Regions from separate parts of the Homo sapiens genome. Here region 2 is linked to region 1. Evidence: chromatin loops called from intact Hi-C (ENCODE). Cell type or tissue: K562. All regions are shown on one strand. Each heading gives the region's core, and the rest is flanking DNA. Links, peaks and the distances in the headings are about the cores only.

What was found. Peaks named below come from ENCODE experiments on the same cell type or tissue, not always from the same donor. Only the 100,000 strongest peaks of a DNase experiment are listed, where the experiment ranks them.
Region 2: a loop joins it to region 1, with 2.6 times the contacts of the local background. A loop is called at or near these places in 4 of 110 quality-filtered maps.

What each region holds. Positions count from the first base shown.
Region 1 is chr7:5,774,108-5,789,171 of GRCh38, forward strand. RNF216 (ring finger protein 216) reads right to left here and starts at 7,556. Exons shown (of 17, transcript NM_207111.4): 1 at 7,434-7,556. RefSeq lists a silencer at 6,965-7,354. In K562, for the core only: a CTCF peak has its summit at 7,603 (motif pointing left); a DNase peak (open chromatin) is centred at 7,594; H3K4me3 peaks cover 1,948 bases.
Region 2 is chr7:5,715,827-5,730,890 of GRCh38, forward strand. RNF216 (ring finger protein 216) reads right to left here. Exons shown (of 17, transcript NM_207111.4): 6 at 14,889-14,991; 7 at 13,606-13,770; 8 at 9,498-9,612; 9 at 5,207-5,346; 10 at 890-940. Among named protein-coding and RNA genes, the nearest start is that of MIR6874, 11 kb to the left of the region's middle. In K562, for the core only: no CTCF peak of the experiment used is centred there; no DNase peak of the experiment used is centred there.

The sequences.
Region 1 (15,064 bases), core at 3,937-11,936:
TGTATCAGGTCATTTAACTCTCTGACACTCAAGTCTTTTAATCTGGGCTTCGGATAATACTGCCTATGTTTAAATCTTGGTTTCCCATTTAGTCAATCGGTGGCTCCAGATAAATTGTTCAATCTCCTAGGCCAATTTCCTCATTTGTAAAATGAGAATACAGTTGTTTTAAAATTAGTTGCGGGTAGGTAGAGTGGCATGTGCCCAAGTCCCAGCTTTACTGTGGTTGCTGAAGCAAGAGAATCCTTTGAGCCCAGGAGTTCAATGCTGCAAGTAAGCTATGATAGCACCATTGCACTCCAGCATAGGCGGCAGAGGGAGAACCTACCTCCAAAAAAATTCATTAATTTTAAAAAATAAAAACTTTTTAAAAACTAAATCAGTTGAATTACATGAAGTTTTAGCACAGTGCCTGATATATACTAAGTGTGACATTGTGCTATTTTTATTAACTGTTACCTGCGAAACAGAAAAATCAAAATAGCTATTCTTACATTACAAGGCTATGTTGAAAAATGAGAAGCCACTTTGTATATGGTAAATACCATCAAAATAGCTGCATTGTAATCACAAGTACACAGGAAATGCAGTGCTTATTAATAAAATACAGTTCAAGGGGGGAAAAAATCTTTATTTTCCCATTCCAAGTTACTTTTTTTTTTTTTATTGAGACGAAGTTTTGCTCTTGTTGCCCAGGCTGGAGTGCAATGGTGCAATCTCAGTTCACTGCAACATCCCCTCCAGAGTTCAAGTGATTCTCCTGTCTCAGCCTCCCAAGTTACAGGCATGTTGCCACCATGCCCAGCTAATTTTATATTTTTAGTAGAGATGAGGTTTCGCCATCTTAGGTTGGTCTTGAAATGCCGACCTCAGGTGATCCACCCCCCCGACACTCACCAAAGTGGTGAGATTACAGTCGTAAGTCACTGTGCCTGGCCTCTTTTCTTACTTATAGTTGTATTTCCAATGCCTAGCACAGTTGTTGAACGAGTGGCTCCAAAAACTTCTTCCTCTGTCAAAGACTGGAGCTGTTATTCACCATGGCCATAGAACCAGAGTCAGGAAACATGGCCTAGGCAACAACAATTAGGATTTTCTTCAGTTATCAAGTATTGCCCATTACAGAAAATATGGGAAACAAAGGAAGTCAGGAAGAAAAGAGAATCGCTCACGGTTCTCTCACCCAATTTTCTGGTTTTCAAAATCTCACCTTCACTTCCTCGTGACCAGAATGCTTGAGGCTGTCTTCTACAAATCATTTTTTTCTCCTTGTTCTATTCATGCTGCTTCTCCATTTTTCCTTATGTATATGCTCCTAAACTACTACTGTATGATCCTAGGGCTCTGTAGTGCCCCTGGCTCTCCAGAATACTTCCTGTAAATATGCCTGCCACTTCTGCAACAGATTTGGGGGTCACTAAAGACTTTCAAATTTAATGAGTTAATCCCTTTGACTTCCCAGCAAAAAGTGGGCAAAGCAGGCCAGGTGCAGTGGCTCACACCTGTAATCCCAAAACTTTGAGAGGCCGAGGTGAGTGGATTATTTGAGGTCAGGAGTTCAAGACCAGCCTGGCCAACACGGTAAAACCTGTCTCTACTAAAAATACAAAAACTAGCCAGGCGTGGTTGCAGGCACCTGTAGTCCCAGCTACTCGGGAGGCTGAGGCAGGAGAAATGCTTGAACCCGGGATGCAAAGCTTGCAGTGAGCCTAGAATGCGCCACTGCACTCCTGCCTGGGTGACAGAGCGAGATTCCATCTCAAAAAAAAAAAGAAAAAGTGGGCAAAGCAGAGCTAGGCACAGGCTGGAAGAAGATGACATGCCCGTGTCACACCAGGCCTCCACAATACCTCTTCCCAGCATGTTTTTAAAAATGTCTATAAACGATTGTTTTTCATTCAAATACCAGTTGCTCATCCTAACCATTCTTTGGATATCCATCCTTTTGTAAGTCTGTACTAATACAATTAATATTAAATCAATACAGAAAAAGTTTACTGTTAGCTCTCCATATCCATATGTGAAAGCTGTGGATATGGAGAGCTGACTGTACTGCTACAGCATTTTATGTAACAAGAATTGGTTATGCATCATCGGGAATACATCAAAACAAACTCTCAAATGGATTTTGTCTCAAAGAACTCAGAGTCCCATCAATCAGAGAATAAAGTCACTAGTGTAATAAAGAGACTATAGCCGGGCACGGTGGCTCAAGCCTGTAATCCCAGCACTTTGGGAGGCCAAGGCGGGCGGATCACGAGGTCAGGAGACGGAGACCATCCTGGCTAACACGGTGAAACCCCGTCTCTACTTAAAAAAAAAAAAAAGCACAAAAAAATTAGCCAGGCGTGGTGGCGGGCGCCTGTAGTCCTAGCTACTCAGGAGGCTGAGGCAGGAGAATGGCGAGAACCCGGGAGGCGGAGCTTGCAGTGAGCTAAGATCGGGCCACTGCACTCTAGCCTGGGCGACAGAGCAAGACTCCGTCTCAAAAAAAAAAAAAAAAAAAAGACTATAGGGGAAGGGCAGGTAGTCAGTGAAGGTTTCACAGGAATAGCCATATCAAGCTAAAGTGAGAGACGTGTCAGATCTGGGTTTATCCTTTAAAAGCACAGCAGCCCCTGACTCTACTAAAAAAATACAAAAATTAGCTGGGTGTGGTGGCTCATGCCTGTAATCCCTGTTACTCTGGAGGCTGAGGCACAAGAATGGCTTGAACCTGGGAGGAGGAGGTTGCAGTGAGCTGATATTGTGCCACTGCACTCCAGCCTGTGCGACAGAGGGAGACTCTGTCCAAAAAAAAAAAAAAAAAAGAGAGAGAGAAAAAGAGAGAGAGAGAGAAAAAAAGAAAGAAAGAAAGAAAAAGAAAGTGAAAGAAAGGAAGAGAAAGAGCGAGTGAGCACAACAGCTTTCACTTAGGGCTCCTGGGCCCAGAGTCATCAGGTAAAAAGTCTGAATACCCTGCTGAGAGATCACACAGAAAGACCTGACACTACACGTGGAGGGAAAGAGCCAGTGGAGCCCGGCCTTCCAGCAGTCTTTGACAAGGCATGTGAACGAAGAAGACATTGTGGAAGCGGATGCTCCAGCACTGGCCACCTCTGCTGACAACATGTCGACCAGAGAAAAATGGCCCAGGTGAGCACTTCTCAATTCTCCTGATTCATAAAACTGTCAACAAACAAAATTATTCTATGAAGCAGTAAGTATTAGGGTGGTTTGTTATACATCAACAGATAACTGAAACAGAGCTCAGATTTTATTTTCTAGCCAATGGGAAGCAATGCAATGACAGCTGTGCTTTAGAAAAATCAACCTGGCTGCAATGTGTAAGATGGCATGTAGGAGACAACCGGTGCCAGGAAACAAGAGCCAACAGTACCTAGGGGGAGGAGAAGAATACAAGACACTGACTGCAGAGTTAGAGTCGATGGGATCTGTGTATGTCACTGGCCATCAGGGCAAGAAGAAAGGAATCAAAGTTGACCTAGACGCTGAGATCAGGTGACCACAGGATGGTGATGCTATTAAGGAAGAACAAAGCAGATGATGAGTTCAGAGAAAGAAAACGAAAATTGTGTTAACTTTAATATGTGGACAAAATATGGTAAAATAACATCCATCATTATGGATATAAATATGCAAACAATTAGTCTAGAGTTTAACAGCTCTAAGAATCCTATTATCTGTGTATTTTTACAATAGGAAAGGTTTTAAATCAAAAATTAAACTCAAAATCTTCAGTGGGCGGGCTAAACAATTTAACATAAAACATCAAGATTTTCTTCAACTGTCCAATGAAAATTAGTTTAGAAACTAGGACAGATAAGTAAGTACATCCTCATGTGTGGAGGGTAAAATCAACGTTTTCAACGATCTTTTTAGAACTGAATCTTCTGTGACCAAAGGACATGCTTCTGCTTCTAGCCCAAGTACTGCCTTGCAGGCTCCATCCCTTGACATGTTTTCATACGGCATTTGAGTTATTTCTTTTAAACCACAAATCTCACCATGGTGAAACCGAAATCCTTACCATGGCCTACAAAACGCTACCATCACCTGACCTTGCTGACATAGCGGGCCTTACCTCATACCTTTTCCCCCCGCATTCACCATTCAGTAGTAACAATGGTTCAGTTCCATGACTTGCTCCTTCCTTCCACTGCAGGCTCTTCCCCAGCTAAACTACTCTTCTTCACTGCCTCTTGGACCAAATTAACTCTATTCATTGTTCGGTTCTTTGCTTTCTCCTCAGAGAAAAATTGTTCCTGATTATCCCCTAGATGTTCCTCCCTGGTTCAATCACACAACGTACCTCATTTCTTCAAAGTACTTCCAACAATACTTTAATATACTTATTTAGGAAACTATGTGTAATTTTGGTCTCCTCTGCTAAAACTTAAGTTCCAAGAAGGCAGAACCAAAGTGTCACTTGATCCCAAAGCCCCAGGACATAGCATATCGGATGGCACAGTAGATGATCTTCAATAGTAGATGTACTTTCAGAATAAATAGCACTCACTAATTATAGAAGGATAATTAGTGGCATGAACTCTGGGTCCAAACTGAGTTCAAGTTCCACGCTGACCCTTACAAGTTTTGGGACTAGATATTTTTCAGCACCTCAGTTTCTTTTTTTAAAATTATTATTATTTTTGAGACGGAGTCTCGCTCTGTCACCCAGGCTGGAGTGCAGTGGCACAATCTCGGATCACTGCAACCTCCGCCTCCCGAGTTCATGTGATTCTCCTGCCTCAGCCTCCCCAGTAGCTGGGATTACAGGCGCACGCCATCACACCTGGCTAATTTTTGTATTTTTAGTAGAGACGGGGTTTCACCATGTTGGCCAGGCTGGTCTCGAACTCCTGACCTTAGGTGATCTGCCCGCCTCGGCCTCCCAAAGTGCTGGGATTACGGGCGTGAGCCACACCATTCCCAACTATGTTCTATTATCTTTAACAATAATGCAAATATAATGATATCAGGTATGAGAATGAATTATGTCTCTAAAGAGCTAGAATATAGCAATGCCTAGAATTTTGTAAACACATTAAATAGTAGCTGGTAGTAGAATCAGCAAATACCAGCTCTCTCAACTATCCTATTCATCAACTTTCGATCTGCCTCACTCACACCTAACCCTTCTTTATCAGATTTCTCCACAGGGGCTTCAGGAGTTCTCTTTTATTAGCTGCTGCTGCTCTAATCAGGGTAAAAATCTAAAGCCTCGAATGAGGTTTGCCAGGGGGTCCAAAATCTGGCCCAGACTCTCCAGGCATTTCCTCAAATCCACCACTACTCCCCACACCCCAGGCGCAATAAATTATGAAATACAAAACCAAGGCAAAGCCAGGCCATGTATTAGCCTTCTTCCTTAAAGCAAGCCGACTAAATTGAGATGTTTCATAGAATCTTCCCGCTTCTCTCCCTTCTCAGCGCGTAAAGAATGTTCTGGCAGAGCACGGTGGCTAAAGCCTGTAATTCTTGTGCTTTGGGAGGCTGAGGGTCACTTAAACCCAGGAGTTGGGCAGCACAGCTAGACTCCGTCTCTTAAAAAAAAAAAAAAAAAAAAAAGTTAGCCGAGCGTGGTGGTGCGCGCCTGTAATTCCAGCTACTCGGGAGGCTGAGGCAGGAGAATTACTTGAAGCTGGCAGGCGGAGGGTGCAGTGGGCAGAGATGGCACCACTGCACTTTAGCCTGGGAAATACAGCCAGACTCCGCCTCAAAAAAAAAAAAAAAATGCTCAATGAATGGGCTGGGGTGGGTGGGGCAGAGAGGAGCTGACGGGACATACTACATCTAAAACGCCACTGTTTCCGAGGGACGCGGATATGCTCTGGTCCCCCACCTACATCCCATTCAGTAAACAAAGGTACCCACCGAAACATACAGCAGCACAAACCCATTTTTATAAGACCCTGTGCCTGACTATTGCAGGAAGATGGAGGACAAACAACAGCTGGAGAATAGATGAGCTGATGTTTGGCTCCTAACCTCTAAAACAATGCCAACCCAGCCCCTTCCAGGAGTAACAGCTTGAAAACAATACATGGCATTTAGATAGTTTTTAGCATTCCTGGCAATTCCGTTACTAATTCATGGGTCTTCCTCACAAGGGAAGAAACCCCATTTTTGAGGCACAGGCCCACCAGGGCAAAATGACCTGGCCAGGCTGGAGCCAGGTGCATGTGAGGGCCACTGTGAGGCCCTCTGCTCTGCTCACCCTCTACGTCACAGTGCTTCTTCTGTAGGTGAACGTGTGGGTTTTCAGCCAGGGCGCTTCTTACTGAAGGGCCCGAGGGTCCCGGAGAACATATCTGAAACGTCTTTTGAAAAGACTGTAGCACTTTGGGAGGCCGAGGCGGAGGGATCACCTGAGGTCAGACGTTAGAGACCAGCCTGGCCAACACGGAGAAATCCCGTCTCTACTAAAAATACAAAAATTAGCTGGACGTGGTGGCAAATGCCTGTAATCCCAGCTGAGGCAATCCCTGTGAGGCTGAGGCAGGAAAATCGCTTGAATCCGGGAGGCAGAGCTTGCAGTGAGCCGGGATCGCGCCACTGCACTCCAGCCTGGGCAACAGAGCAAGACTCCGTCTCAAAGAAAAGGAGAAAAAAAAAAAAGTAAAAGAAAAAAGAACGTTCTCTTTGCACGATCTAAGTACCTAGGACAGCTGCTACCCAGGCCCTTAGGGATTTACAGAGCCCTGTCGGATTTGTCAGAAATTTCTGTAACCCGCACGCCGCGCACGCTCCAGGGTTGGTTGCAAGTGGCCCAGAGTCTTGGATCCCTGGTCCTGTTCCACCGGGAGCAGAACCACCTCGACGCGGGGACAGCGGCCTCGCTCGCTGCCCAGCGCCCGGACACCCGAGCCGGGCCAGCCCCCAGCGCCCCGCAGAAGGGTTTGACGCACTTGCGGCGCCCTCGCGAGTGCCGGGTGACAGTCGCCAACTTTCGCGGAACACGCGCTCCAGATGTGAGGGAAGAGGAGGAAAAACGCCGCCCGCCTGGGCTGGGGTTCACAGGCACGGCCCGCCTCCCGCCGCTCCTCCAGGCCGCGCTCGGGTGCACGGACACCGCCTCCGCGGCGGCCTCGGGCCCGGGGGAGGGAAGCGCGGTCTCCCGGGCTGTTGCCCTCGCGCAGCAGACCCGAGGGGCCGGCCCGCGAAACTTCGCGAAGTGGCGAGAGGGGGCCACCCGGCCGCTCAGCGCCTTTGTCGCTCCAGCCTCGCCACCGCACCGGGCTCGAGACGCCCAGCCCAGCCCCTTGGCCCGATCCCGCCCGGGCCTCGGCCCGCGCCCCTCAGCTCGGCGGCCCTCACGGCCCGCGCCCCCGCCCCCACCCCCGGAGCTCCACAGAGGCGCCCCTCAGAGAGGCCGCGTCGCCTCACAGACCCGCCCAGGAGCTCGAGCGCGCCCCGCAGCCGACACTCACTCGTCACTCAAGTCGCCGGCTAGCCAGGCAGGTTCGGCGGCCTTCGCTACCGCGCCGCTTACTCCTCAGAAGCCGCAGCTGCGAGCTCCGTGGCAGCCGCTGCACTCCTTCCGGCCCTGCCGCGGCGTCACCTCGCGCCTGCGCACAGCGCCCCCTCCCGACTAAGGACAGGAAGAACCATAGAGGCACTCCGGGTACTGCGGAGGAGGGACCGGGGGGCTCACCATAGAGAGGGCCGCCTAGTCGCGCCTGCATCCGGGCTCTCCGCCTGCGGAGACTTGACTCCCCCACGAGGCAGGAGGGTGAAAGGAAAGGAGACCCCCATATCCGACCCCACAAGGAGCCACCATCTCCCCAGAGCTGAAAAGGGTATGGGGCAGGTGGTTGTGGATGTTTACTCGATATCTACTGATTTGCCCTAATTCGTTTGGCAAGTCATTCATTCATTCTGCAAATATATTCTGCGGATTTCCTGTGGGCCACACACTGTTCTAGGAATTGGGGAAATTAAGAGTAAAGTGGGTCCCATGGCTGGGCACAGTGGCTCACGCCTGTAATCCCAGCACTTTGGGAGGCCAAGGCGGGTGGATCACTTGAGGTCAGACGTTGGAGACCAGCCTGGCCAACATGGTGAAACCCGTCTCTACCAAAAATAAAAAAATTAGCCAGGCATGGTGGCGGATGCCTGTAATCCCAGCTACTCAGGAGGCTGAGGCGGGAAAATCACTTGAACCTGGGAGGCGGAGGTTGTAGTGAGCCAACATGGCGCCCCTGCACTCCAGCCTGGGCAACAGAGCAACCCTCCATCTCGAAAAAAAAAAAAAGTAAAATGTGTTCCTGGCCTCAGGAAGTTTAGGTTTTAGTGAGCAAGTGAATAACTGACTAAAATACTGCTCCTGCTGGGCACAGTGGCTCATGTCCATAATCCCCGCGCTTTGGAAGGCCAAGGCAGGAGGATCGCTTGAGGCCAGGAGTTCAAGACCAGCCTTAGCAAAATAGCAAGACCCCAACTCTTAAAATAATTGCTGGCCAGGCGTGGTGGTTCACGCCTGTAATCCCAGCACATTGGGAGGCCGAGGCAGGCAGATCACTTGAGGTCAGGAGTTCGAGACCAGCCTGGCCACCATGGTGAAACCCCGTCTCTACTAAAAATACAAAAATTAGCTGGGCATGGTGGTGCGTGCCTGTAATCCGAGCTACTCGGGAGGCCGAGGCACAAGAATTGCTTGAACCGAGGAGGGGGAGGTTGTAGTGCAGTGATTATGCCACTGCACTTCAGCCTGGGTAACAGAGTGAGACTGTGTCTCAAAAAAAAAAAAATTGCCAAGTACACCTTCAAGTAGAGATATCAAGTCAGTAATTAGATAAATGAGTCTGGGCTGGGCATAGTGGCTTATACCTGGAATCCGAACATTTTGGGAAATGGAGGTGGGAGGATGGCTTGAAGCCAGGAGTTTGAGACGATCCTGGGCAATAGAGTAAGACCCCATCTTTACAAAAATAAAAATTAGCCGGGCATGGTGGTGCGCACCTATAGTCCCAGCTACTCAGGAGACTGAGGTGGGAGGATTTTTTTGTTTTGTTTTGTTTTGTTTGTTTTGTTTTTTTGGACAGAATCTCACTCTGTCAGCCAGGCTGGAGTGCGGTGGCACGATCTTGGCTCACTGCAACCTCCACCTTCTGGGCTCAAGCGATTCTCCTGCCTCAGCCTCCTGAGTAGCTGGGATTACAAGCATGTGCCACCACGCCCGGCTAATTTTCGTATTTTCAGTAGAGACAGGGTTTCACCATGTTGGCCAGGCTGGTCTTGAACTCCTGACCTCAGGTAATCTACCCACCTCGGCCTACCAAAGTGCTGGAATTACAGGAGCGAGCCACTAAACCCGGCCAGAGGATTGTTTGAGCCCAGGAGTCCGAGGCTGCTGTGAGCTATGATTGCACTGCTGCACTCCAGCCTGGATGACAGAACAACAGCCTGTCTCAAAAGAAGCAAACAAAAACAAAACAGGGAAATGAGAGGAACAATAGTCTTGATGCGGCAATGAGTGTTCCTTCTCTAAGACAGTAGAGTGTGGCTTATGGGGGCTTGCATGGGACAGAAAAAGACCACTACTCATAGTGCTTTGGGGAACAGTGTCCTGAGGGAATAGTCATGTTTCAGTGAAGTAGAAATTGAAGGGCTGCTTACAGAACAGGACGAGGATCTAGGGATCTTACAGATGTCAGGCCCTGAGTTAGAGGGTGCAGTGCATGGGAGACATTAGAGGGTGAACAGGAGAGAGAGTTTAAGATAGATACTTACCTGAGATGAGATCCTGGAATCACCTGGAAGGTAAAACAAAGGCATTGGCCTTGATGAGCTTATCCTCCATGCTGGTCCTCTTGGGGGAGGTGGATAATCGCTGTCAGTTACAGCCTTCTTCTTAGGATGGTCCTCATAAGCCCTTTGAGATGTTGGAAGAAAGCAGTATTGGAAGGAGAGCTTGGTGATCTTAGCAGGAGTGCAAGGTTCTTTCCGGACCACTGAACCCCTCTGTGGTTGGTGTCACACCCAAGGCAGGTGCGATCGAGTAACCTCTCTGAGTCTAGCTTTTTTTTTTTTTTTTTTTGAGATGAAGTCTTGCTGTGCCACCCAGTCTGGAGTGCGGTGGCGCGATCTTGGTTCACTGCAAGCTCCGCCTCCTGGGCTCACGCCGTTCTCCTGCCTCAGCCTCCCGAGTAGCTGGGACTACAGGCGCCCGCCACCAAGGGCTAATTTTTTTTTGTATTTTTAGTAGAGATGGGGTTTCGCCGTGTTAGCCAGGATGGTCTCGATCTCCTGACCTCGTGATCCACCCGCCTTGGCCTCCCAAAGTGCTGGAATTACAGGCATGAGCCACCGCACCTGGCCTGAGTCTGGAATTTTTTATTTGTTCAGGCTTTTTGGAGACTCTGACTCAGACGTGATGGCAATGAGAAGAGAGACTTTATTTTTGTCTTTATTTATTTATTTTTGAGACGGTGTCTCCTTCCATCGCCCAGGCTGGAGTGCAGTGGCACGATCTTGCCTCACTGGAACCTCTGCCTCCCAGGTTCAAGCGATTCTCCTGGCTCAGTCTCCCAAGTAGCTGGGACTACAGGCACCCACCATCACACCCGGCTAATTTTTAAAATATTTTTTGTAGAGACGGGGTTTCACCATGTTGGCCATGCTGGTCTCAAACTCCTCACCTCAGGTGATCTGCCTGTCTCAGCCCAAAGTGCTGGGATTACAGGTGTAAGCCACCATGCCAGGCCTTTATTTTGAAGTTTAATTTAAAAAAACATTAATAGATAGCCAGGTGTGGTGACACATGCCTCTAGTCCCAGCTACACAGGAGGCTGAGGCAGGAGAATCACTTTAACCCAGGAGGCAGAGGTTGCAGTGAGCCGAGGTTGCGCCACTGCACCCCAGCCTAGGTAACACAGCAAGACTTCGCCTCAAAAAAAAAAAAAAATTATAGAAACAGAGTCTCGCTTTGTTGCCCAGGGTGGTCTCGAACTCCTGGCTCTAAGTGATCCTTCCATCTTGCCCTCCTAAAGTGGTGGGATGGCAGATGTGAACTGCCATGTCTGGCGGGGAATTTTTTATTTGTAAAATGGGAATTTTAAGATATTATCTATTGCCCGGTGTTCTTGCAAGGATGAAATGGGATCATGTGTGAATTGAGAAGCTCTCATAGGAGTTATTTGTTTACATGCTCTTCTTGTCTTAAGCATTTTCGGAGTCATAAAGACAACTATCATATCTCTGCATTTTTCCCAGTGAGGGCGAGAGGAAGCTACTCCCTCCTTCTAGGTTGTCTGGAATCATTCTGGTTACTTTTGAACTGGAATCATTCTGGTTACTTTTGAACTGGAATCATTCTGGTTACTTTTGAAGCCTCTGGCCTTTTTTTTTTTTTTTTTTTTTTGGAGACGGAGTTTCACTCTTGTCGCTCATGCTGGAGTGCAATGGCATGATCTTGGCTCACTGCAAACTCTGCCTCCCGGATTCAAGTGATTCTCGAGTCTCAGCCCAAGTAGCTGAGATTACAGGTGCCCGCCACCACATCCGCCTAATTTTTGTATTTTCAGTAGAGGCAGGGTTTCACCACGTTGGCCAAGCTAGTCTTGAACTCCTGACCTCAGGTGATCTGCCTGCTTCGGCCTTCCAAAGTGTTGGCATCACAGGCGTGAGCCACTGTGCCCGGCCCTGTTTTTTTTTGGAGGGGGGTGGGGTGGGGTTGGGGGTCTCACTCTGTCACCGAGGCTAGAGTGCAGTGACTCAGTCAATCATAGTTCACTGCAGCCTTGACCTCCCAGGCTCAAGTGACCCTCCCACCCCTGCCTCCTGAGTAGCTGGGACTACAGGTGTGTGCCACCACGCCCGACTAATTTTTTAATTTTTTTGTATAGATGGGGTCTCGCTGTGTTTCTCAGGCTGGTCTCAAACTCCTGGCCTCAAGTGATCCTCCTGCCTCGGCCTCCCAAAGTGCTGAGATTATAGGCTTGAGCCACACCGCACCTGTCCTATTTTTGTCTGTTTGTTTGTTTGTTTGAAAGGAGTTTTGCTCTTGTTTCCCAGGCTGGAGTGCAATGGTGTGATCTTGGCTCACTGCAACCTCTGCCTCCCAGTTTCAAGCAATTCTCCTGCCTCGGCCTCCCGAGTAGCTGGGATTACAGGCATATGCCACCACTCCCGGCTAATTTTCTATTTTTAGTAGAGACAGGGTTTCTCAATGTTGTTCAGGCTGATCTCGAACTCCCGACCTCAGGTGATCCGCCCGCCTTGGCCTCCCAAAGTGCTGGGATTACAGGTGTGAGCCACCACACCTGGCCTGTTTTCTTTGTCTTAATGTTAACCAGCACCAAGAATCAGAAAGGGCAAGATAGCTACCTGCAGACTAAACTATTGTCAACAAGTGATGTTTTGCTGTTTTCCTGGGAAGAAGCATGGAAGTTCTGTCTATGAAAATCCGTATCATCTGTGCTGGCTGTAATTCCATGCAGTTACGGCCAAAGGCGTGCAACCTGCACTCACCCCATGAGCCTGCCAGAGAGCCGAGGCTGTAACTCCCCCACCCCATGAGTCATCACGGCACGGCTTCATTGCATTTTCTGATTACAGTTAGTTTAATGTGCATCTGACCTGTGAAATCATTGACAGCAGTGGAGGACCGCCATTATTCACAATTTGTCCATCGTCATTTTGTTCCCAAGAACTGTCATCAGCCGTATCTACATGAAGGTGTGCTGGTGTTGTCATAGAGGACATTATTCCCAAACTCAGTCTGCTTTCAGAAGCAGTAATTTCCTGCCATTTTGGCCCATTACTTGTAAAAAAAAAAAAATCAATGGTACTGAGGTGTAATTTATACGTGGTACAAGGCACCCCGTTTAAGTGTACCTTTCTATCAGTTTTGACAAATTTATACACTCTCGTAACCCCCCCACAATCAAGATAGAGATCATTTCCATCACCCCAAACTATTCCCTTCTGTTCCTTCCAGTCTATCCATAACCCTCATCCCTGGCGCTAGGCAACCACCTGCTTTTGGGCACTTGCTGTTTGTCACTTATTTATTTATTTTGAGATGGAGTCTTGCTCTGTCACCCAGGCTGGAGTGCACTGGTGCAATCTCGGCTCACCGCAACCTCTGCCTCCCGGGTTCAAGGGATTCTTCTGCCTCAGCCTCCTGAGTAGCTGGGATTACAGGCCCCACCCCCCACCACCACACCCACCTAATTCTTTGTATTTTTATTTTATTTTATTTTTGTTATGGAGTCTCACTCTGTCGCCCAGGCTGGAGTGCAGTGGCGTGATTTTGGCTCACTGCAACCTCCGCCTCCCAGGTCCAAGCGATTCTCTTGCCTCATCCTCTCGAGTAGCTGGGATTACAGACATCCACCACCACGTCCAGCTAATTTTTGTATTTTCAGTAGAGATGAGCTTTTGCCATCTCTACTAAAAACATGGCCAACTAAAGTTGGCCAGGGTGGTCTCGAACTCCTGACCTCAGGTGATCCGCCTGCCTTGGCCTCCCAAAGTGCTGGGATTACAGGCTTGAGCTACCGCACCCAGCCCTTTATCTCATTTTAGACTAGAATTTATCTTTCTGTAGTTTCACATACATGGGATCATATGGCATGTACTCTTGTGTCTGGTTTCTTTTGCTCAGCATGTTTTTTGTTTTTTGAGACAGGGTCTCACTCTGTTGCCCAGGCTGGAGTGCAGTGGTATGATCTTAGCTCACTGCAGCCTTGGTCTCCCAGACTGAAGCCATCTTCCTGCCTCAGCCTACTGAGGAGCTGAGACTACAGGCACACATCACCATGCCTGGATAATTTTTTCGATTTTTTTTTTTTTTTCTGAGACGGAGTCTCGCTCTGTCGCCCAGGCTGGAGTGCAGTGGCGCGATCCTGGCTCACTGCAGGCTCCGCCCCCTGGGTTCACGCCGTTCTCCTGCCTCAGCCTCCTGAGTAGCTGGGACCACAGGCGCCCGCCACCTCACCCAGCTAATTTTTTGTATTTTTAGTAGAGATGGGGTTTCACCGTGTTAGCCAGGATGGTCTTGATCTCCTGACCTTGTGATCCACCCACCTCGGCCTCCCAAAGTGCTGGGATTACAGGCGTGAGCCACCGCGCCCGGCATTGTTTTGATTTTTAATAGGGACGAGGTCTTGCTATGTTTGCCCAGTCTGGTCTCGACCTCCTGAGCTCAAGTGATTCTCCCACCTCAGCCTCCCAAAGTGCTGGGATTACAGGCGTGAGCCCCCGTGCCTGGCCTCCGCATGTTTCTGAGATTCTTCTATGTTACATGTATCAGTAGTTCATTCCTTTTTACTGCTGAGTAGTATTCGACCACAAAGATATGACACAATTCACTCATCCATTCACCAGCCGGTGCACATTGAGTTTCTTTTATTTTGGGGCAATTATGAATAAAACTGCTATGCACATTGGTGTAAAAGTTGTTGGGTGAATACATGTTCATTCTCTAAGTGTGGAATTGCTAAATCATATAGTAAGAACCAAACTGTTTCCCAAACTGGTACATCATTTTACTTTCCCACTGGCACTGACGGAGAGGTCCAGTTGCCATTCTTGGTATCACTAGTCTTTAATTTCAGCTGTTGTAATGGACAGGTAATGGTCTATCACTGTGGTTTTGATTTGCATTTCCCGGGTGGCTAATATGTTGAGCATCTTTTCTTGTGCTAATTGGCCTTTTGAATATCTTTCTTTTTTTTTTTTTTTTAGACACAGCATTGTCTAGGCTGGACGGCAGCGGCATGATCATAGCTCACTGCAGCCTTGAATTCGTGGGCTCAAGCGATCCTCCCACCTCAGCCTCCTTAGTAGCTGGGCCTACAGGCACATGCCACCACTCCTGGCTAATTTATATGATTTTTTTTTTTTTTAGAGATGGGGTCTCGCTATGTTGCCCAGGCTGGTCTTGAACTTCTGGCCTCAAGTGATCCTCCCACCTTGACCTCCTAAAACACTAGGATTACAAGTGTGAGCCGCTGTGCCCAGCCCTGGCCTTTTGTATATTTTCTTTTGTGAAATTTCTGTTCAAATTTTTTAAATCCCATTTTAAAAATGGGATTTTTTTTTTTTTTTGCCTTCT
Region 2 (15,064 bases), core at 3,424-11,423, 59 kb before region 1:
CACCTCCCAGGTTCAAGCGATTCTCCTGCTTCAGCCTCCCGAGTAGTGGGGATTACAGGCACCCGCCACTATGCCCAGCTAATTTTTTGTATTTTTAGTAGAGACGGGGTTTCACCACGTTGACCAGGCTGGTCTCAAACCCCTGACCTCGTGATGTGCCTGCCTTGGCCTTCCGAAGTGCTGGGATTACAGGAGTGAGCCACTGCATCCAGCCCCATTCTTTTATTTATTTATTTTTAATTTTTATTAGAAATGGGGTGCTGCTATGTTGACCAGGTTAGTCTCAAACTCCTGGGCTCAAGCAATCCTCCCATTTTGGCCTCTCAAAGTGCTGGAATTACAGGCACGAGCCACGGTGCCCGGCCACCAACCCATTCTTAATACCACATTAGAAAGGGTCAGTAGCCAGGTGTAGTGGCTCACACCTGTTCCCAGCACTTTGGGAGGTTGAGATGGGTGGATCACCTGAGGTCAGGAGTTCAAGACCAGCCTGGCCAACATGGTGAAACCCCGTCTCTACTAAAAATACAAAAATTAGCTGGGCATTTTTTTTACATACAGAAACCCATCTTGCCCTGAGGTTAGACATACCTCGTTAACTCTAAAGTGATATCTAAGTTGTAAACTTTCCTTTATGAGTGTATCTGATGAATGTCAGGTAATGATTTTTAACAGGAACATCTATTATCTTCCCTTCAATTCTGATTCAGTGTGGTATAAGAGTGACTATACTAGATCACGTATCTGACTATAACTTGGCTGAACTGCAAACTCACCAAACAGGAGGTTATCCAAAAACAAATTTGCCATCAAAAATGCTGACAAAACATGGTAAGAGAAAACAGCCCATGAAAATGCCCAGAATAAACAAGGTGAGATTTCAAACTACCTTTTGATACTGTTCTTCATTCATCTGTAGGGCAAGCAAAAAGTCTTCATGCTGAAGAACAAAAAAGGCACACATTCAGACACAAATTTAGTAAAAATGACACTAACCATTTAGTATTTATTTCCATAAACATAACTCCAGTATTGCGATCTCTTCAATTACACAGTTTAGCAGTTCAAAAAGGTTACCTGTGAATAAATTTTAAGTGGATCAGAGAGCTAGAAAATACAGGACAATATTTCTTAAGTATGACTCAAAATGTAGAATAAATAAGGGAAAAGGCTGACACATAAAACACTTTGAACAGCAAAGAATAGCATCAACAAAAACAAACTGAACAAATAAAAACTAAGTTTGGCCGGGTGGGATGGCTCATGCCTGTAATCCCAGCACTTTGGAAGGCCGAGGTGGGCAGATCACCTGAGATCAGGAGTTCGAGACCAGCCTGACCAACATGGAAAAACCCCATCTCTACTAAAAATACAAAATTAGCTGGGCATGGTGGCGTGCACCTGTAATCCCAGCTACTTGGGAGGCTGAAGCAGGAAGATTACTTGAACCTGGGAGGCAGAGGTTGCAGTGAGCCGAAATCGCACCATTGCACTCTAGCCCGGGCAACAAGAGTGAAACTCCATCTCAAAAAACAAACAAACATACAAAAACTAAGTTTAACAACAGACTTCGCTGGCGAGGCTGTGTGGTAGTGGGCACCCCCACACATTACTGGTGAGAATGCAAAACAAGACAACCACACTGGTGGGGCACTGGCACAGAGTCATCAATGCCACTTCCAAGAGTCTAGCCCAAAGATGCAACTGGGCAGAAACAGGGAATGATGTATGCACAAACTTATCATGGCACTATTTATAATAGCAAAAACCTGGAAACAACCCTAAACATCCATCAATAGGGGAATGACTGAATAAACTGTGGTATTACATAAAATGGTATACCAGCCAGTTTCAAAAAGGAAAGAGAAAAATCCCTATGAATTGCTGCAGAGTGACTGCCAGGATGCATGGTTAAATGAAAAATGCAGTCGCAGAAGAGTCTGCCAACATTTGGGATTACATTAAATTATTTATGAGACAGAGTCTCACTTTGTCGCCCAGGCTGGAGTGCAGTGGTGCAATCTCAGCTCACTGCAGCCTCGACCTCCCAGGCTCAAGAGATCCTCCCACCTCAGCTTCCCGAGTAGCTGGGACTACAGGTGTGAGCTAGTACACATGGTGGCACACACCTGTAATCCCAGCTACTTGGTCTGCTACTATCTGGATAAGAAAGACGGGTAAATAAAAATACGTATACTTATTTGCTTTTCCATAAAATAAGGAAAGGTAAACCAAAGACTAACAATAATGGTTATATATAAACAAAGCAGGGGGCCAGGTGCAGTGGCTCACGCCTATAATCCCAGCACTTTGGGAGGCCAAGGTGGGGGGATTGCTTAAGGTCAGGAGTTTGACACCAGCCTGGTCAACATGGCGAAACCCTGTCTCTACTAAAAATACAAAAATTAGCCAGGCATGGTGGGGCGCACCTGTAATCCCAGCTACTAAGGTGGCTGAGGCAGGAGAAGCCCTTGAACCCAGGAGTCAGACGTTGCAGTGAGCCGAGATCCTGCCACTGCACTCCAGCCTGGGTGACAAAGCGAGACTCCGTCTCAAAAAACAAACAAACAAAATGCGAGAAAGGGACAGCACAAAAGCTAGATATTTCTGAATATTCCTTGTTTTATAGTTTTTATTTCAGAACTAAAATTTTTACAACCTTAGACAAAAAAACAAAACCAATTCTCTAAAAGTTCAAAACAAACAGAAAGAAATAACCCACCCTTTTTTTTTTTTTTGAAACTGAGTCTTGCTTTGTTGCCCAGGCTGGAGTGCAGTGGCATGATTTTGGCTCACTGCAACCAACCTCGACCTCCCATGTTCAAGCAATTCTCGTGCCTCATCCTCCCAAGTAGCTGGGATTACAGGTGTGTGCCACCATGCCCAGCTAATTTATTTTTAGTAGAGACAGAGTTTTGCCATGTTGGTCAGGCTGGTCTGTAACTCCTGATCTCAGGTGATCTGCCCACCTCGGCCTTCCAAAGCATGTAATCATGCTGGGATTACAGGCATGAGCCATCCCACCCGGCCAAACTTAAGTTTTTTTAGTCTTGAACTCCTGGCCTCAAGTGATTGCCTGCCTTGGCCTCCCAAAGTGCTGGGATTACATGCATAAGCCACTGTGCCTGGCCAGAAACGAATAAACTTGTTTATCAAGTTAATGGTATAAGCACCGAGATTTATTTCAAGTGACTTTAAAATATTTTAAATATTGAATAATGTTATTAATATTATTAAGAACCAAGACTTTTAGCATCAGAGAAAAGAAAGTTGGCAGGGCATGGTGGTGCATGCCTGTAACCCCAACAATTTGGGCGGCTGAGTTGGGAGGACGGCTTGAGGCCAGAAGTTCGAGACCAGCCTGGACAGCATGGGGAAACCCAGGCTCTACAAAAAAAGTTAGCCAGGTGTGGTGGTGCACACCTGCAGTCCCAATTACTCAGGAGGTTGAGATGGAAGGACTGCTTGAGCCCAGGAGGTAGGTTGAAGCAGTAAGCCATGATTGCATCACTGCACTCCAGCCTAAGTAACACATGGAGCTCCTCTGTCAAAAAAGAAAAGAAAAAAGCAAAGAAGGTACTTTGGAAAATTGTTGAGTCCAGGTCTGAGAAAGCAGAAGCTGAAACGGGGTCATTTGGCTGTGCCCAAAAGCAAAGATGTTGTCAGAGACTACAGGGGTCGGGTTAAGAGAGACTAACTTGAAGGGGCAGCCAATAGTCAGAGATGGGACAATGTGAATATCACCAAGAATAAAAGACTACAATGAACTACATTCATCAATTTGCCAATACTTTAAATACTTATCTGATAAGATTGGTGATATCAATGAATGTCATTCTATAACAGATGGATCAAAACAATAAATTCTAATTTCTGCTTAAAATCTAGAATTTTGGTCAAAAATAATCACTTCATTCATTTTTGAGAAAATGCCTGCCAAATACCTATTTTGAATAATCATAGTTTTTCTGTCACTTTTTTCCAAGTAAAAAGTGGCCAATGCAGCTGCTTTGTGGCTCAGTTGCATAAGTGCTTTCCTCATACCTGGATATAAGACAAGCTTCATATCCTGGGATGTGGCAGAAGCACTTTATGAAGACTTCATTTTATTACACAGAATATTGAAAAGATGTTTCCAACGGTCAAAACTTGGTAAAGTAATTTTTACTGCTTTATCAAAGACATTTTCAGGTGAAACTGGTGTGTCTTAAAAATGTAAGTGCATGGTGGTGAAGAAAACAATGATTGTGACGATGGCTCTACGACACTGGCCTGATTCATGCCAAGGCACCACTGCTTTTGTTCTGCTGGTACAAACTCAATATGGTGAAAAAGCAAATATAGCTGAGCTTGATCAACAGAGATGTGAACTGTGGGGACCCACTTATGTGCTGATTTTCTTCTGCTTCTGCCACCCTGAGACAGCAAAACCAACACACCCCTCCTCCTCAGCCTACTCAACGTGAAGACCATGAAGATAAAGACCTTCTCATGCTGATCCACACTTCCATTTAATGAATATGAAATATATTTTCCTTCTCATTTTCTTAATAACGTTTTCTCTAGCTTACCTTATTCTAAGAATACAGCATGTAATACACAAAACATACCAAACGTGCTCATCGACTATTATGGGTAAGGCTTCCTGTCAACGGTAGGCTGTTCACAGTGAAGTTTTGGGGCAGTCAAACATTATATGCTGACTTTCAGCTGCACAGGGGGAAGCACTCCTAACTTTCATGTTGTTCAAGGGTCACTGTAATGTCTTAGCATAGTTATAAGAGGTTTGACCTCGCAGACCCCCAAGAGAGTCTTGGGAAACCCAGGGATCTCTGGGTCACACTTTGAGAGCCACTGGTTTAGAAGATACTTATTAAACAACCAATATATACATTCCAGCTGACTTGCACATTTGATACTATATTTAGAAAAATTAAAGAGCGAAATGGAACCGAGGCTGAGGGAGGAGGTAAAATAGATACACTAAGCTCCAATTAAAATTTTCTAACATGAATCTGATTTATGAAACCACAAACATAAGTATTATGACAAAATCCAGGTTTTTTCTTTTAAAAACTTTGCATATATCCAAATTTAACAGTCTGAAGAAAAGGGAAATCTTAAAAGACAGTTTTGTACTAACTAAACCCTAAGAGCAAACCAGAATCCCAGAAACACACCCCAAGACCAGAGCACATCTTCCTACCTCTGCCATCTCTTTGATTTTCTGCTCATAGAACTCCTGCTCTTGTTGCACAGCTGGAAGGAGAGCACGTCGGTCATAGGACCTACAATGTCGTCGCTTATTTTCAAGAAAGAACATCCTCTTTTCTATTTTTATGTCACCTAGAAGATATACGACAATGCAAAAGCATGCAGACAACTATGTGTTAGGAACCTGGGCCAGCCATGTCCATTCTTCCCGGCCTCATCCTCCACCTTCTCTCTGATGGTACGTTTCATGACTTTTCTATCACATTCTACCATTTGGGAAGACTGGGCTTCTTACCATTAGCCAACCTACCATCCATTTTTTGACCTTTCTGATTCTTTCCCTCTGTTTATGCTCCAATTGGAAGGCATCTCCTATCCTGTCACTAGTGTACTATGTGAATATACCACAATTTATTATCTATTTCACTACTGAGGACATTTGGGTTTGCTGTTTTGGGTTAATCTGAATAGCGCTGCTTATAGCCATTTGTTGGTGAATGTATGTCCGCAATTTACCTGCGAATTGCTAGATCATGGGATAGGCTTACTTCCAGCTTCAGAAAATAATGCCAGTTTTCCAAAGTGGTTGTACCAGTTTACACCCTTCCTCCATCAGCAATGCATGTGAGTTCCAGTCTCTCCATGTCCTTACCAACACCTATCATCGGTTTTTAATTTTAGCCATTCTGGTGGGTGCAAATGTGCTGTATGATTTTCAACCATTTTTATTTTCAAAGCATTCAAATATACAAGGGGCTGAAGGAACAGTACCTAGATTCACCACAATATATTATAACATGAGAATAAAAGAGAGCAGAATAACAAATATTAGACACGTAAATGATCTGTTTAGGTTTTGTACTTGTTTCACTGATTTGGCAATTTATGATTTTCTTTTTGGAGACAGAGCCTTGCTCTGCTGCTCACGCTGGAGTGCAGTGGCACATTCACAGATCACTGCAGCCTCAACTCCTGGGCTCAGGCAATCCTCCCGCCTCAGCCTCCTGAGGAGCTGGGACTATACAGGCAGATGCCACCACACCCAGCTAATTTTTTTGTATTTTTTTAGAGATGGGATTTTGCCATGTTGTCCAGGCTGGTCTTGAAGTCCTGGGCTAAATGATCCACCAGCCTTGGCCTCCCAAAGTGCTGGGATTACAGGTGTGAGCCACAACGCCTGGCCAATTTATGTTTTTCTAGAAAACTTTATCTCATTCAGATTTTCAATTTACTCTTGTCTGTTCTTGGTAATCTCTTGATTTTAATATTTACTATCTGGTTCCTAATACATTTTATTTTGATTCTCCTTTTCTCTTGCTCATTCTCATGTTTTTTTTTTTGTTTGTTTGTTTGTTTTGTTTTTTTTTGAGACAGAGTCTCACTCTGTTGCCCAGGCAAGGGTGCAGTGGTGCGATCTCGGCTCACTGTCAGCTCCGCCCCCCGGGGTTCACGCCATTCTCCTGCCTCAGCCTCCCGAGTAGCTGGGACTACAGGCGCCCGCCACCATGCCCGGCTAATTTTTTGTATTTTTAGTAAAGACGGGGTTTCACTGTGTTAGCCAGGATGGTCTTGATCTCCCGACCTCGTGATCCGCCTGCCTCGGCCTCCCAAAGTGCCAGGATTACAGGCATGAGCCACCGCGCCCAGCCTCTCATGTTTTTTTAAATTCAAACCTTTTCTTCAGAAAACCAGTTTTTGGGGCCAGGCGCAGTGACTCACGCCTGTAATCCCAGCACTTTGGGAGGCCAAGGAGGGCACATCATCTAAGGTTAGGAGTTCGAGACCAACCTGTCCAACATGGTGAAACCCCCCAGGCATGATGGCGCACACCTGTAATTAATTCCAGCTACTTGCGAGGCTGAGGCAGGAGAATCGCTTGAGCTTGGGAAGTGGACTCCGTCTTAAAATTAAAAAAAACAACAGCAACAAAAAAAATCAGTTTTTGGTATTATGAGAATAGAAAAGCACGTGGTTAGACAGTAAGCTTTGAAGCCAGATTCCCAGCTGGGCTACTCGCTAGCTGTGTAACATCTGCCAAGTTACTTAACCTCTCTGTGCTTCACTTTTTTTCTATAAAATGATAATAATGGCACATACATCTCATAAGGCTATTTGAAACATAAATGAATTAATCCATTAAAGCACTTAGAAAAGTGACTGGTACATATTAAGTGCTCAATGTTAATTACTGTAATTATCAATGCTACAAATTAAAAAAATTTTCACCTATTATTTCTTTCGTCTTTACTCAGTTCTTTTTGTAGTTTATCATGTTAAAGTAATAAGATTTATTTTCAGTCCTTTATTTTAAAAAATAAATGCAATTGGCCGGGTGCGGTGGCTCAAGCCTGTAATCTCGCACTTTGGGAGGCCGAGGCGGGCGGATCACGAGGTCAGGAGATCGAGACCATCCTGGCTAACATGGTGAAACCCCGTCTCTACTAAAAACACAAAAAATTAGCCGGACTCGGTGGCGGGCACCTGTAGTCCCAGCTACTCGGGAGGCTGAGGTAGGAGAATGGCGTGAACCCAGGAGGCGGAGTTTGCAGTGAGCCGAGATTGCGCCACTGCACTCCAGCCTGGGCGACAGAGCAAGACTCCGTCTCAAAAAAAAAAAATAAATAAATAAATGCAATTAAGTCTACAAACTTCCCTCTAATGTATTTTCCTGCATGACCATAAAAAGGACAGAGGAGGGAGAACCGTGTCTCACTCTTTGAGTCAAGCAATTATAGCCCAAAGAGCAGTGTTTAGACGGAAAACAAACTGAAAAGGAGAAAAATGGGATCCCTGGAACAGATGAGGGATTCTTAGCCTGTGTCCTTATAAAAAGCTGTCAAAAAAGGCTAAGTGTGAGTCATAAACATTAAACTACTAATGTAAATCAAGTGTAATTTCTATCTTATACTTCCAGGGTCCTTCAAGATTATCTGATAAGTAAAATTAAAGAATCAGCACCTAAATTAAAGTGCTATACCTAAAACAAGAAACTGAATCAAATGAAATGAAGTTAATGGGAAAATGTGAGATGCAGCAAAACTGAGACAGGTTTATGACCTGACAGCAATGTGGGTGAAAAGAGCAAGGCTGAATGTGAGCAGACCTCATGTGGAGTATGATGTGCAGTCTTCTATACCCCAACTTTCAAAGAGACCCTGACAAGCTAGAGAAGGGCACACAGGGAAGAGGAGAAGGGCAGTCAGGCTGATGAAGGGACAACAGTCAGAATCTCTCTCCACAGCCAAGAACTACAACCATGGCAGGACATTTCAGGAAGTACATGCTGACAAATATAAAGGAAGAACTGTCTAAAAGACAGAGCTGACCAACAAGGAAGTCAACTATCTTGCAAAATAGCACTTTCTCCACCACTGAAGTCAGAAACAAATACTGTATGGCTATGTACAAGGATGCCTGTTCTGAACTCTGGCTAAATTTGGCTGAATGAAAAACCACCTGCACACTGTCCCTAGTTCTACATTCTGCCACAGGCCAGGGCGAATGTCATGTCAGCAGAGCCACTGCTCCACAGACTGGCTTAGGAACCTCAGGAGTCACAGCCTAAGGGATTTTCTTTTAGAGCCTGAAAAGTTCATAGTAAATACAAATACTTTCCAGCTTTATAGTTACCTGAGTTTCCACTTAGTCATACCTGAAATCAAGTGTGGTAATTAAGTACACATGTAACAGAAAGGGATGATCTCTAGAAAAGTTGTAGTAAACGCCTTTACTGGGTGGAAGCAACTCAGATAAAATCTGAGTTGTTATAACACTCAAGTTTACATTTTTGGGGATCAGACCTAAATAACCTCTTCAAAAGGGTTTTCAGCAGTTATTTCATCAATAAGAATGACAGAATTTTGGAGAAACGTGGCTATTAGCCATTCTCTCAGTTGCATAAGTGACCCTCTGCAGTAAGCCCTCATTCATAAGTCTGGGTAGTTTTTACCTAATAACACAGCCAATTCGCATCAAACCTTTGAGACCAGTTTTTCCCCCCAAGCTTAACAGCACACTCAAATACCTTCTCACACATGAATTTTCTAACACCACACAAAATTTTCCTCTCACAGTTTATCTTAAGTAGGAAGAAGGAAGCCAACAAGTGCAGCCACTTCCTAAAAATTTTGATGTGCTGAGAAAATAGTTCCTGTCAGTCACTCCTTGGACTGGCCTGTCCAGATGCTCAGCAGACACCTGTAGCACGGCTTCCTTCACTGACTGTGAAGAAGAAAAGGTACAGTGTTGCAGCTACACACTGCCACCAACACAGTTTGCATTACCTTGTTCAAACTTGAAATCAATGTAAGAATACTGGTTCATTTGTTTTCTCTTCTTCCTTTTTCCACTGGTTTCTGGTGACAGCTCCTGCCATTTTTTAATGGCATCAGACAAGGCCTAAAAATTGAGAAAAGGAAAGGTTCCTTCTGTAAATAGAAAATAAGAATACACGAGACAGGCAATCCCTGAATGCCATTTTAACACAGTTTCAGCTGTCTACCCAGCATGGCTAACAATTGGTAGTGGCAGCTGGGTGCGGTGGCTGACGCCTGTAATCCCAACACTTTGGGAGGCCAAGTGGGCAGATCCCTTGAGGTCAGGAGTTCGACACCAGTCTGGCCAACATGGTGAAACCCTGTCTGTACTAAAAATACAAAAATTAGCCGGGCATGGTGGCGCACGCCTGTAATCCCAGCTACTCAGGAGGCTGCGGCAGGAGAATCGCTTGAACCCAGGAGGCGGAGGTCGCAGTGAGCCGAGACTGCACCACTGCACTGCACCACTGCACTCCAGCCTGGGCAAAAAAAAAAAAAAAAAAGGAATAGGCAGTGGTAAAATAAATAGGCAGCATTTCTTTATTTTCATTTTCTCTGACTTTCATAAACTGGTACGGTGGTGGAAGCAAAACACTTACTGACAGATTAAAGAGTAACTAGGGAAAAGAAAAACTGTTGGCTGGGTGCAGTGGCTCACACCTGTAATCCTAGCACTGTGGGAGGATGACGGGGGTGGATCACTTGAGCTTAGGTGTTCAAGGCTTGCCCGGGCAACATGGGGACACCCCGTCTCTACTAAAAATACAAAAAAATAGCTGGGCGTGGTGGTCCACAGCTGTGGTCCCAGGTACTCGGAGGCTAAGATAGGACAATCACTTGAGCCTGAGAGGCAGGGTTGCAGTGAGCCATGATTGCGCCACTGCACTCCATCCTGGGTAACACAGGAGACCCTGTCTCAAACAAAACAAAACTGTCCAAGCTGTCCTTGAATAAGTACAGGTAAAATCACATGACAATGGGCTGGTGAGTCCCATTCTGTAGGCAAATCTTCCATGTTGTTTCTCTGGTCAATGCTCCTCTTTACTCTCCCCTAACCTGCTTCCCCCACACTCTTCTCTGTGTGCACCTATATCCACCCCACCCTGTAACAGGATGCTGGAGTTCAAAATCCTTCCACTGGTGAGGATCCCTTTTCTTTCCTACCTTCAGCTTCTCTCTGTTAGATTTCCCTTATCAGGATTTAAATGTGTTCAAATCAGGGTGGGCGCGGTGGCTCACGCCTGTAATCCCAGCACTTTGGGAGGCCGAGGCAGGTGGATCACCTGAGGTCAGGTGTTCAAGACCAGCCTGGACAACATGGCAAAACCCCGTCTCTAGTAAAAATACAAAAAATTAGCTGGACGTGGTAGCAAGCGCCTGTAATCCCAGCTACTTGGGGGGCTAAGGCATGAGAATCAGTGAACCTGGAAAGCGGAGGTTGCAGTGAGCTGAGATCGCGCCACTGCACTCCAGCCTAGGCGACAGAGCGTGACTCTGTCTTAAAAAAAAAAAAAAAAAGTGCTCAAGTCTTTGCCATCCTAAAAACAGGAGGGAGAAGGGGTACCTGATTTGAAACGGAAGGAAGGGTGTGTGAGGTAAGGCCATTCCGCCTGCAAGAGAAGAAGGAAGAGTGGGAGCCTTTCAGGAAGACTGGGTGGGACTCCTGACTGTGGCAGGGGATAGGAGGCCTTGGGGCTCATGTCCTGTGGCTACGCTGTTAGGGTGCAGGGCAGGCTGGGGTCCCAGTCTGGGCAGCAATGAGAAGCGGGGTGGCTATGATGCAGTGTTTGCCTGAAACTCCTGCTGAAACTTAATCCCCAGTGTGGCGGTGTTGAGAAGGTGATCTCATCTCTCTTTCAATGCCAGCCCCTCTTTCTTCTTCCCCTCTTTGTAGAGAAACTTATCAAAGGAGCTGTTTATCTGCTGTTTCACCACCTCACCCTTATGACCACAAGCTTTCCAGCTGTCTCTAATTTGGCATCTATCCTGCCTTTGCACTTACTAATCTATGCTTATTATTGAGTGGCCAAGTCTATAAGTCTACCATCTACATTTTAGTCCTCATCTTGCACAAACTCTTAGCAGCATTTAATAACATAGGCTGGGCATGGTGGCAACCCAGTGCTTTAGGAGGTGGAGGTGGGAGGATAGCCTGAGGCCAGGAGTTCAAGACCAGCCTGCACAATCTAGCAAGACCCCATTTCTACAAAAAATGAAATAAAAAGATCATCCAGGTGTGGTGGCGTGCACCTGTAGTCCTAGCTACATGGGAGGCTGAGGCAGGAGGATGGCTTGAGCCCAGGTCAAGGTTGCAATAAGCCACGATTGGGCCACTGTACTCCAGCCTGGGTGAGAGAGAGAGACCCTGTTTCTAAACAAGAATAACCATGATGATGATGATAATAATACAGACTGCTCCAGTCTCTCAACTTCCTCCTTCCTGTCTGCCTGCCTCCTCCGCTTGGTCTTTGCATGTCAGGAGTCCTCTCTTCTCACCTGGTATCTCTGGGTACCTCATCCTGGCTGGTGAGATTTTCCATATGCTGATGACTCTCAAAGTCCTATCACCATAAAACCCAAGGAGATTAAAAAAAAAAATCCTATCTACAGTCTGTATTTTCCAAACTTTCTAGTCCATTCAACCTCCCAATGAATTATTTTTACTCAGATGTCTCACAGGCCCTTCTCAGCACATTGGCAACCAACGTTTCCCAGACTGAATTCGTGATTATTTCTCTCCAAAGCAGATGTTTATACTAGTTCTCACCCCAATAAATGATACTAACATCTTCCACGACCCCTTTCACCAAACTCCTATGTGGGTCTGTGATTAAATGTCCCTTCCTCAGGGTGGCCCTTCTGGAGACCCTTGGTCTACCTTAGGTTGCCTCCCGTTTTACCCTTTCAAAGCCCCTCTATTTTTCTTTCAGTCTTTTTTTTTGGCCAGGCACGGTGGCTCATGTAGGTAATCCCAGCACTGTGGGAGGCTGAGGTGGGCAGATCATCTGAGGTCAGGAGTTGCTGACCAGCTTGGCCGAAATGGTGAAACCCCATCTTTACTAAAAATACCAACCAGGCGCGGTGGTGAGCACCTACAGTCCCAGCTACTCAGGAGGCTGAGACAGAAGAATTGCTTGAACTGGGGAGGCAGAGGCTGCAGTGAGCCGAGATTAGGCCACTGCACTCCAGCCTGGGCAACAGAGTGAGACTCCGTCTCAAAAAAAAAAAGAAAAAGAAAAAGAAAAAGAAAAGGTGGAAGGGGCTTGGCCTAGACCTTAGCATGAGCCACAGTCCTTGGCTTGGTTCTTCCCTTCCTACAGGTAAGACCCAATGAGTATTTTAACCACTACGATAACTCCACGTTTGTCCTTTGGACAAAAGAAACATCACTGTGTTTGCTGAGAATCACAAGAATTTCAGTAGAATACAATTTAACGGCAGTAAGAGCGACCAAGAGGAGTAAGCCAAGGTCTCTGCTGGTGCGTGCGCTCCTGTTCTGGCCACAGCTACAAAGCAGGCACTGTGTGCTGTCCTTCATGGAAGACGCCTGTGTTACCCACCACAAACCAGCACCCTCCTCACCCTCAACCAAGGCCTTTAAGTGCCATCTATTTTAGGATCCTGCGGGGAGAACGCTGGGAGCTGTCAGTAGCTGCCCACTCTCTTCTGAGGGGGCACTGCTGTGTTCCCGGACTCTCTACAGACCTTACGTCCTATCACTGGTAACTGAGCCACCTGGGGGATGGATGGTCGTGTGACCTGTCCCAAGTTGGAAAGCAAATCAGGAAGGAGCAGCATTAGAATGCATCTTTCACACTCCTGCATTCCACAGTAGAAGGTATTACACTCCATGTTTTTACGGTCAAAGCAGAACTTCTCTGCTTCTCATCTATCTATTATTTCTTTTCATTTAGTCCGTCACGATGAGCAAATACCCATCTATTTATCTTCACCCTAATAAATTCCTTAGCAATCATAAACCATCCCAATTTCCACAAGCTGAACTGTTCATTCTGTTACCATGGGAAGATGTAGTCAAGAGGTGTGACCCCAACAGGAAGACCAAGTAGAGTACCTTTCGGGTGATTGCATAGTGTCCTTTGAGCTCGTGCAGGGCCCACTTGATGTCCTGACTACTGAGCACTTTGAAGTCGGCCATGAGGAGGTCAGCAGCTTGGATGAAGCAGCGCTGGTCAAGAGGGGTCAATTTAGAATAGTCAAAAAAGTCTATTTTAGGCAACTGAAATGAGAGAGAAGCATAAAATCAGAGGCCAGGCAGTACATTTCCCATACAGGGGAAATCATTTTAAGAATTACATGTGTAGAAAAGAATAACATTTGTTCTAATTACTCTATAAGGAAGTTACCAGCCCTATAAGACAGATGAGAAAACGGTGGCTCAGAGAGGTTAAACAAACCTGTCTGGAGCCGACAGACTAGTTTTACTACTAAAGAAGTATAGTTGGGGATTTAAACCAATCTTACAGCCATCTTCTTTCCATACCATATTTACGAACAACTATTTTTTTTCTATTACAGAATACGTAAGAGAGACAGTCAAAGAATCTATGGGGAGTTGGAAGATCAAGCAACAGATCTTAATAAAGTTAGTTCTCAACCATACTTGACCATATAACACACTAAATGCCAGTTTAGATCACAAATAATGACAATGATTGAAGTTTTTAAAAACCAAACTGTTTACATCTTGATATGAGATCTGGTTAAACAGATGTATAGTATACGCTGTATACAAATCTCACATCAAAAGAAAAAAGATATTCCACTCTGGGTAATGACCTGCATGCTGAAGTACTTAGAGGGAAGTGTACTCATGTTTTTGCAATTTACTTTGAAATGCATTATCATGAAATGAAACATAACAAAGTTGTGCTGATGGACAGACAGAGGACATATGTATGATAAAGAGGATACAGTAAACTGTTAACTAGTACCAGTGGTAGGTATATAAATGATCAACGTAAAATATTTCAATTTTTCTGTAGGTTTGAAAATTTTCATAATAAAATGTTAAGAGTTTTGGCCAATTCTTGTTTTGCTTTAGGAATTTGCTTTGTAGGATTAAAGATATGGAGAATTCGTTCAATTCTTTGTGGGAAAAGGAAGATAAGAATTACAAGGAAAGATAGAAGTTAAAGACAGACAGAATTCAAAGTGGCTCAGACTGGGAGATCGCACTGAAGTATAGATATATTCTGAAATCCTATGTCCCTCGGCTAGTCTTTAAAAACTTGTCCCAACAAAGCACTTTCTTCCCACAGAGATAACAACAACAACAACAACAACAAAGCACAGCATTTCCAGGCAGTGACTGCAAAACATGAACATGACACTTGCCTTTGTCTCATCTTGGCTGGCCAGCAGACTGCTACTGGGATTTATAATGATTCTGTCTTCTCTCTTTGGATAATCTGGGTTTTCCAGAAGAAAATTACAAAGTCTGCAGAAACAAATGATGTTACTTTCATACTGCTTCCAAATCCCACACCTGCCCATTGCTTCAAATGCAATGG